Linked DNA regions of Homo sapiens: region 1 is linked to region 2. The links are chromatin loops, found by intact Hi-C in ENCODE. Cell type or tissue: endothelial cell of umbilical vein. All regions are shown on one strand. Each heading gives the region's core, and the rest is flanking DNA. Links, peaks and the distances in the headings are about the cores only.

Region 1 (4,000 bases), core at 1-4,000, 540 kb before region 2:
GAACTCATGCAACATGTGGTAGCTGCTCTACTGAAACCATGAGAAAAAAGGTGGCATGTTCACTGTACAAACACCAATACGTTCTCATTTCAATCTGGTTCTTATTAAATATAATTTATGTGGCATGAAATGTTGATGCTTTAATATAGTAATAAAAACTAATTCAGTCCTTTTTATTAAGATACACAACTTCATAAAAAAAATACTTTTACCTCTCAAATGTAAAAGTCTCCCACCCCCCACATTAAAATCTTTCTGCACAAGTGTAACAGGTACAACAGCTGCTGGCTCAATAGATGGACAGGTTTCTTCATGGATGCACTTTAAAGAGTCTCACCCAACTAAGATGATTCCAGGTACTCCAAAGCTACATCATAGCAGAAACGGTATTGCTCCTGAAAGATGTCAAAACACAAAGAGTGAGAAAACTTAAGAAAGAGACTAATGTTGAATAACAGTTACCAAATGAAACTTGACAACCAATTTAGATTACTCAAGGATTACAATTTATTTTTTCTATATATGAGATTAATATCTAGGCATACATATTTTATACTTGAGTCTAATGATCCATTTAAGAAAAAGGAAATTTATCTTAAAAAGACATTTTATCTTTGCCGCATATTTTCTATCAATTTTTTAAATATCTATAATTTTTTATCTGTTTATAATAGTAATATTTGATCATTACAGAACAATTCTGTACAAATATAAAGAATATACACATTCTGAACAAACATAAAGAATGAGAAAAAGAGCTATAATTCTATCATCAGAAGAAATTGTTAAAATATCACCTTAGTTTGCCTCAGTTCTTTTTGTGCATGGTTGAAATAATTATCTTAGAATAAATATAACTATGTATATTTCAAAATATAATTTTAAATGTAACTTTTAAAATTTAACATTGTTACAATTCTTTTTCCATGTTATTTAACATCTTTTAATACCACATAAAAATCAAATATATGTATTGTTTGACTATTAAGTTGCTTTTATTTTTTTCTCTATTTTATAATGCTACAGTGATAAACTGCAAATGTTTTTCTCCATATATTTCAGATGATTTCCTTGAGAAAAAAAAAGCCAGCCATTTTAAACAGCCATTTATGCAATTTCAAGTTCTTAATTTTTGACACTGTTTTTGTCCATCAGAGTATTTAAGCAAATTTTTCAAGAATGGTTAGTGATCCTTAAATTTTGAGCCTACTTATACCTGAAAATGTATTTCTGCTGCCTTTATATGTTTAAGACAACATATTGGCAATAAAATTTTTGAGTTAAAACTGCCTTTCCTCTAAGCCCATCTATGGACTTGCTCCATAATAAGAATTTAGAAAAATTCAGAGACCATATCATAAACTATTACTTATAATATGCAATTCATTTAAAAATTCCCAACTCAGTTCATTCAAGTGGGTAAAATTCAGGCTGGAGAACAGTCTAAAATGCATATTATTTTGGAATAGAAGTTCGAGGTGTCTCCAGCAATAAACTAGGGTAATAAAACTTTCCTTAAGAGGTCTTTATCATTCCAACACTATTCACCAAGTAGTTATGATTCAAATTCACCTACCACTGTGGCGAGTGCATTCAAGGAACCAAAATGTGCCTAGAAATAGTTATGTCTCTTTAAGCAGTCTCCAGCAATATTGCCTTCACTCTAAATCTCCTCACCAAACTCCTCAGCTCAACTCCACAGCTCACTAAACTAATCATCAACACTGATTAAACACAAATCAGAGGGTGGGGTGTTCAGGATTCACGGGACATGAATGTAAAGGAAAATAGTAACTTTTTGGAAGGTCCCAGAATGGCACAGTTTAACCATAGATTTTTTTTTTAATTAAAAAAGGTGGGAAATCAGTTAAATTTGAAGGTAAAAGTTGAATTCTGAAGTCAGAAATGATCCCACTGATGATTTTAAGACTTGACCTGAAAAATGGAGGCAGAGTTTACATCAAGAAATCTTCAAATCGCAAAGTTTAGAGACATAACCACTATTCATTTAGTTGCTAAGACGATCTGAGAGTTCTCCCTCAAAAATCCCTCCGATTCATCCCCCCTTTCTCATCTCCATAGCCAGCACCCCAATCAAAACCAATGTAATCTTGTGTAGACAGCTGCAACAACCCAGGGAAATGAGGTGGTGTAGGGAGTTTGAGGACACCTGTAGAAAGGGTGGAAGTCTGGTACCGCTTGTAAAAGTGAAACAGTACAAACCTAAGTCTTCAGATTTTGTCTCAGGAAGCAACGCAACTCTTGTGCGAGCAATCCATGAGCAGGAAGTGGTGAAATACTTTAAAGGTTTATTGAATTGCTCATTCTAGTTATCTGATCATCTTGATAAATGTAGGGCAAGCAACAATGATGCCTTGGTTTTTCTGGTTTACTTTTCTGTGAGCATACACTACACAGCTGCTCCCAACCTGATCCCACCATGCACATACATATGTGTAACCCACAGATATCTCTCGTTAGAAGTAAAATGTGTTAGATAAGTGTAACTTTCTTTCTTACTCTGCATACAGCTTCACCTAGATGAACTGTCACACACACACATACCTATCAGCTCTTATTTTGTAAGCTATGTTCTGACTTTACGAGCCTTGACAAGCTCAAGTAGCATGATATGAACTGCCCTCTACAGTTGGTAAAAGCTGAAAACTTAACCATGATAGTTTAACCATTTACAATTTGATCAGAAAATGAATGAATAATTATAGATAATGACAAAACTAAATTTCATTGCCTTTTAAAAATACTGGGTGTCTAAGGTACTGATGAAACCTATATCCCTTAGACATACAGCCTTGATATAGGATTTATTCTTCTTATAGGACCATTTACCAAAGTTTACTGCAGCAAATATTTTTTGGCTATAACAGAAAAAAAATCCTACAAATTTCCCAAATTAAATGAAAATAGTTTCATGATTAGCAGTTTATGCAATACGTGATTAAGTGTCTGTGGGTAGAGGGGGATGCTCAGCAATGTATTAATTAGGCAGGAAAGTCCCCACAACGTCTCATTTTCACATCTGATTCCCTATGTGTGTATGAAGTCAAATCAATAAGTAGGTATATGACTAACTAATCTCTAAGATGCCTTCCAAATCTAAGATTCTGTGACTCACCGGGGCTTCCACCATGTTTGGCTTGCTGTTCCTCAGTGTCTTTACTGCATGGAAAACATCGACAACATTTTGCCGTTTCACCATTTCAACAACGATGCCTATAGCACAGAACATGCCACTTCGCCCGCCACCATTTCTGAAAGCAAAGAAAGCAAAGGCATTTTAGATAGCAGCACCAAGTGACCACAGGTCACACCATCATATATGTTTGGGAAAATAAGACATTGTAGTTTTAATTGTTTTCCATTTGTGTCTTAATTTTGCTTTATATGTGTACAAGGCAGAGAGGAGAAAACTTGAGGATGAAATTAGATCAGTAGCTTATACTCAGGAAAATGCTATAGGCATAGATTGCTGCAATCTAGACTTTGAGATTCTGATATATTTGTAAACTGTGTAAATCAGAAGTTGTTACGAGTAGTGTTCCAAAGAGTTTAAATAATATAGCTATATAATAATCAATATTTAGAAAATATACAAAATAAACTTAGTAGTTAATTATAGACTCATGAGACAGGAAGACTGTTTAAAAATAACATCTATGGGAGGTCCATAAGATGCAAGCCAGATAGTCTTTAACATTGAAAATGAGAAAATAAGCACCAAGGCCCCATGAATGACAGGCTGAGCTGCCCTACTCACAGGCAGTGGATAATCGTCCGGCCTTCCCCTTCCTCGCATTCCTCCTGCCACTTTTCCACCTGAAGTATCAGTTTCAAGAATGACCTTTTGGATCCAGGCACTTCTCGATGAGAAGCCCATCCTAGGTACTGAAACTGTTGCACCATCAGATAACCTTCCTGTGGCTGTAGAGGGAAGTGTTTTTATGTAAATACGCTGGGACTACAATTTTTACTAAAAAGT
Region 2 (6,156 bases), core at 1,216-5,215:
GTTAAGGAAAATGATATATATATAGTATACATTAATATATGATACATATATAGTAAGAACACTAACCTATACATTAAAATCTTTAATTTGAGCTCAAGTTCTTCCTACCTGTATGACTTTGGGCAACTTACGTCAAATGAAGGGGTCATTAATTTCTAAGATCTTTTTTAACACCAAATTCTACAAATTTTTAATGTTAGACTAATTCAATACTGAGACAAGGAAAATAAAATAATGGAAATAATATAAATTCATGCTTTAAAGTAGTCCTTAAAGGGAAAGCCAATAAATAAACACTCTCAGATTAAAAACAGGTGATCTGTAAATGTATACAAGCCTGCCAGACACAAATTGCCTCTTTCCTCTCTTTCTCTTCCACGCTTTCCCACTTAGAGATCACCTAGTGGTCCACAACAGAGAACAATCTGATCCTACTGTCTCTTCCCCATCATCTCCCATCTTCTTTCTTCCCCATTAGAAAGATTACAAACCCTGGGCCAAGCCAATCAGCACACTAACTTCCCCTCAGTCAGAGCCTTAGATTCAATGGTTGGAAACAAGATCAGTGGATTCAAGCACTGTAAACCTTAGAGCCTTATCAGGTGCAACCAGCAGATAATTCACATTTCCTTAAGGGACTTGAACCTGGGATCTTGTTCGGTGGGAGCTGCCACAGCCATCGTGCCTCTATATGGAGCCTAAGAAGCTCCTGGAATACCCTAGAACTAAACTAAGCAGGCAGAGAAACATCATGTCTCAGTGGAATTACGTCAACTTCTAAATCAAGCTCCACCTGAACTGTAGTTAGGAGAGACAAATAAATTCACCTTTTGTTGCAACCAGTCTGGGTTACATTTTCTGCCAAGATGCAACCAAAGAAATGTCTAATCTTTAAACATTTGTGTACATTCATTAACGAATCTTGACTCTACCAGTGACTCATATAGCCACTTGGGACAAGTTATTACTTAACCCCTCGAGGCCTTAGTTTGTAAAATGGAGATGATCCTCATCTTAAAGGATATTGTGAGGATTTAAAATTATGTAAAACACTGATCACAGGCCCTAGCAGGTCATGGGCTCTCAGTAAATTACAGCTCATATTGTTATTTTTGCAATTGCTTTAGGAAAAGCTCTCTTCTCCAACATATAAGAAAATAAATGAACCTAATTATTGCTCATAAGAATAAAAGCAGTACTAGTAAAAAAGACAAGTTCCAGAATTTGGAGTCAAACTAGAAAAAGTAACTGTGAAGTTCTTGAAGATATACGAAAGTGCCCTCTCAGAGTCTCTCCACCACTACTTCTCCTCTAACAGTGATCAGTCTCCTATTAAATCTTTCTTTAAACATTAGTGTCTAAATTAAGTACATATGGAAATACACTGATTTACAGTTCATTAATTCAATAAATTATATATTTTATATTTAAGACAATATAGGTTATGCAGACTTTTATTTACAGTATCAAAAATATAGAGAACGTTGCTATTATCCCAAACTCCAGCTTCTGATCTCATGATACAGCCAACTGTAATGGGTGAACATTAATTTTTACTTCTTGTTTTTTATTAGTCTCTGCCATAACCACGTCATTATGCCAATATTTTCTGAATCACTAGTGAATGGCAAAAACAAATATAGCAGTTGTGATTTAATCAGAGACAACACTGTTGAAACAGCTAGCACAAGTAGACACATTTAGAATAGTAAATGGATAACAAAAAACACTTACAGGCTCATTAATAAGAAGGCAATTAGGTCTTCTGGGAAAATTCATTTTCTAAAAGAATGCTAAAGCAAGCTATAAAATGCAAGTAAAATTGTGTTTTGACATGAATAGTGTACACTGTCTATTACATCATAATTTTTCTCTTGAGAAAACTGACAAGAATCTCTGTTCTTAAATATGAGCACAAAAGATAATAAAAAGAACACCAGTTATATTTAATGCATTCTACCTACCAACTCCCATTCATTAAATTTGACTGTCCTATAAATGAGCTCCTTACTACAAAGATCTTAAATTACACTTAGATGAAAAAGAGAATTATAAAGCAAGAGACTGCTACTAGTAATGTCAGAGGGAATAGTATTTCCTGTATCAACATAACATTATGCTAAAAATGATTTGCATATAGCATGTTTGGTTCCTTGAAGAGTATGTTTATCTTTAAATATTCTTATACAAAATATTCATAACCAAAACTAGTCTTACTTTTAGTCTCTTATGAAAATATTTTTTTTCAAAGTCATCTGAGCATTCTTTTAAAAAGCTTGTATAGTACTGTTGTTTTGATGTGTCTGGAATATTAAATAATAATCAAGTAAATATTGATCAGAAATATACTCCAGGGGCCGGGCATGGTGGCTCACACCTGTAATCCCAGCATTTTAGAAGGCTAAAACAGGAATATCACTTCAGCTCAGGAGTTCGTGACCAGCCTGGGCAACATGGTAAAACCCCATCTTGACTAAAAATACAAAAATTAGCTGGGCATGGTGGCGCACCTGTAATCCCAGCTACTTGGAAGCCTGAAGCAGGAGAATCTCTTGAACCCAGGAGGCAGAAGTTTCAGTGAGCCGAGATCGTGCCACTGCACTCCAGCTTGGGTGACAGGGCAAGACTCCATCTCCAAAAAAAAAAAAAGAAAGAAAGAAAGAAAGAAATAAAGAAAAAGAAAAAGAAAGGAAAAAGAAATATAAATCCAAGGAAATGTATTTCAGGTTATCATTAATCCTTTTGCAATATTCTTGAAATTCTATGGTAAAGTTCATGTGACAATCTTTTTAAACTGAGCTTTCTTTGTCCTAGAGCAGTGTTTCCCAGAATTAAATGTTCCATCAAATCACCTGGGGATTTCATCAAAATGCAGATTCTGATTCAGTAGATCTGGGGTGACTCTGATGATCACAGATCATCACAAATTTCCAGATGATGCTAATTATATTGGTCCATGAACCACAAAATCCCAGGACACCTTGCAGTGAGGAATCCAATGACCATGAAGCAATCAGTCATCAATCCCTGGGTGGGTAGTGAGGACCCTAGAAAGCCTTCCTCTCTACTCTTGAATTTACTGAATGACCTAAGAAAAATCACATCAAGGAACTGTTGCCAGTCTGTCACTTAAGCAGCTGCTAGGTCACCTCCACTATCCAACACGGATTAAGGGAATTTCTGTGGCTGGTCAGCTGCTGCCTTGAACAGCGCTTGGAGAATCGGCCTATGAGCAGCTGGTTAAGGAACAGGCTGCACTGGGAAGGGTTTATATTAATAGATACCAATCTGGAGAAAGATTTATTATTTTATCCTTAAAAGTATAACAGTATAGTATAGTATACAGTATAGATTATATACAGCTTATTTTCCACTTGTTTCTACATCTATGAAATAAAGTAGTGATCTATTTTCACTACTCTTTCCAAAAATGTTAAGTATGGAGTTTTGATACCATCTCTAGATGCCCTTACCTTCTTTCTAACCTAAATGTTTCTACAACTAAGTCCTAGCATTGTTAAGATGTGTGTGTGTGTGTGTGTGTGTGTGTGTGTATTCACACAGAGGACTACATACTTACATCTTTCACATTTCCCAACAAAATAAATACAAACAATAACTCCACTACGCACTATTTTATTTTGCCTTGTTTCTGAATTCCCCTTATTAAAACAATTCCTAGAATGACACCTGTTGGAGGATTCAGCCAGCACTGCCCTGTTCATCATTTTCATTATCAGAGCTCAATAATCATATCAAGTGGAAACACGGATTATTCCATTTAGGACAACTTAATTTGATCCTAAAACAACTGTAAGTGACAAAATAAGCCACTTGTAATTTTTATGGATTATCAACACACGAAGGAGAATGCCAAAAATTTCAACCAGAGTTAAGTGGGGAAATGGCAATGTTCCACGAGAGGATCAATGTGATCCTTAGATCCCAGGCCCAGTGTTTTCCCAGAACCTCAACAATCTAAAAAAAACCTCACGAAACTAAGTTTTAAAATTACATACACTTAGTTTTCATTATTAAAATATTAAATACAGATCAAAAGAATTCCCACAAGAATACAAAAGGAAAATAAACATACTTCCCACAACAGAATCTTCATGAAACTTTAAAAACCTTTTATGTGAAACTACGTTTCTTTAGGAGTATTTTCACAAAACACATTTGCACTAATGTGGAGTGTGAAGTTTACAAACTATTCAGAGTTCACACTGATATCAAACATCATAACATTTTTTCAGTTTTCCAAGGCATAGTTGTATGTAACTTATCTCACTTATCTCAAAATATCAAGCAATGTGGTTCTGAAATTGTCTATCCCCATTTATAAAAGGGAACTTAAAGACTTCAGAAACAGCAACAAATAAATGTTCTGTGACATTAAAAGATTAGTTCATGGATATGCAAGTTTGCTTTTTGCTTCAATTGAAATAAAAAATAGCCTGATTAATGTATTATTCACTTACTTTGTTATCAAATACTGTTTTAAGACCTATCATGAATTGATGTCTTGTACTTTTTTTTTTCAGTACTATGACAAACAGCATGAGTTTTGATTAAAAAAACAAGTCATGTTCAAAAGCAATTACAACCTTTTTAGGCAAAAAGAAACACCATTTGAAGAAGGAACACAGACCAGATACATATGATCAAAGTGTAAAGACTGAGAAGAATACACAGAGGGAAATTTTTACATTGACAGAACTAGAAAATGTGTTTGCGCAAAGGCAAAGGCTGATTTCAATAAACAAGTCAAAAATACCATAGGACTTTTTTCCTCTTCTAAAAATTAAGTAAAAGATCAAAAACACATACACACACTCACACACACACATACACGTGCACACACACAGAATCCCTGTGTTCTTTGTTTTGTCTTTAAGAACAATCTGTAAACTTTCTTGATGCTTCCTGCTCTCAATCTTCCAGCATCTCTCTTCCTGCACTCCATGAAAAGCAAGTAGGGGAAATGGGAGCAGCACAGATCCCTATTTAGCATGATGTTCACTGTCTTTAATACCAGTTTGAGTAGACCTGGTATACTGCACTTTAAAAATATTAGTAGCCAACACACTTTTTCTATATGGAATCTTATCACATGAATTAAATATTACCTTAAAGGCCAGAAAAACCTGTAACAAACCATCATTGCTAGAAATATGAGATTTGGTGGGAATGTTGGCATTAGCTTTGGTTAGTGGATGAGTCATATTTCCAGTTCTTAAGGACATGTACAGCACTAAAATATATTTGGCAAAAACAAAAGGGCTGTGATCTTGTGTATATATATGTGGGGCTCTGTTTTTGCTAGAAAAGAGTAGGAGGGAGTGTGGGAGGGGGCAGAGTGGCAGAGGGGTTGATTTATTTTTGAAATTCACTTTTATGAGCACAAAGAGAAGAGCTGTCAGCAGCACACATGCCAATGTCCAAACAGCAGCCAGACTCTCCTCTTTCCGTCTGGGTAGGCCAGACACAAAACTACATCTCACGACCTAGGAAAATCAAGAGTCAGATGCAAGAGAACTAGAGAGAGAAAAAAAAACAGTCCTGGAAATGTCCAGCTACATATGATTGCTAGTGATTAGAACGTGGAGTTTTAATGAATTGAGGGATCGAGGGATATTTAGCCAATCAAAACCAAAAAAAACTAACAGGCAAACCTTAAAGCAAGCTGGCTCCAAAGTATCTTCCTAGCAGGTAATAAGTATAAGAGAAATTAATCTCACCTAAAGAGACAACAAGGAGTCAGATACTGCTCAGGTGCTGCTTAGATGAGTTACAGCATTCTAAGTGCACATCAACAGGGTGACATGTCAGGAACTATAGACAAAGCAGGATCTCGAGCTGTATTTCCAGGCTCCTATCATACAAGAGAGACAATAGTCCCTCTCTAGGTCATTGATAAGACTGCATCTAGAAAGCTACATATTATTCTCAACACAGAGTTGAAAACCTGAACCAACAGTTAAACAAACAGCTAAAGAAACTGACTAAAAATATTTTTTTCTGTAGTTAGAAATGCCAGGAATGTTAATAGTGACTCTTCCATGGGTCTAACTCAAGTAAGGATTTATACGAGGTAAGTTAAAAAAATTAAGGATAATCGATCATTGTGCTGACAAAATTATGGTCTGGCCAATC

The links. A loop is a pair of places that touch in the nucleus more often than their neighbours do. Peaks named below come from ENCODE experiments on the same cell type or tissue, not always from the same donor. Only the 100,000 strongest peaks of a DNase experiment are listed, where the experiment ranks them.
Region 1: a loop joins it to region 2, with 14 times the contacts of the local background. A loop is called at or near these places in 7 of 110 quality-filtered maps.

What each region holds. Positions count from the first base shown.
Region 1 is chr6:127,969,886-127,973,885 of GRCh38, forward strand. It overlaps PTPRK (protein tyrosine phosphatase receptor type K), which reads right to left. Exons shown (of 30, transcript NM_002844.4): 28 at 3,779-3,942; 29 at 3,137-3,272; 30 at 1-395. The coding sequence ends at 342. Among named protein-coding and RNA genes, the nearest start is that of PTPRK-AS1, 56 kb to the right of the region's middle. In endothelial cell of umbilical vein, for the core only: no CTCF peak of the experiment used is centred there; a DNase peak (open chromatin) is centred at 2,356; H3K27ac peaks cover 545 bases.
Region 2 is chr6:128,510,848-128,517,003 of GRCh38, forward strand. All of the region lies in intron 1 of PTPRK (protein tyrosine phosphatase receptor type K), which reads right to left. Among named protein-coding and RNA genes, the nearest start is that of PTPRK, 6.7 kb to the right of the region's middle. In endothelial cell of umbilical vein, for the core only: no CTCF peak of the experiment used is centred there; a DNase peak (open chromatin) is centred at 5,204; H3K27ac peaks cover 1,473 bases.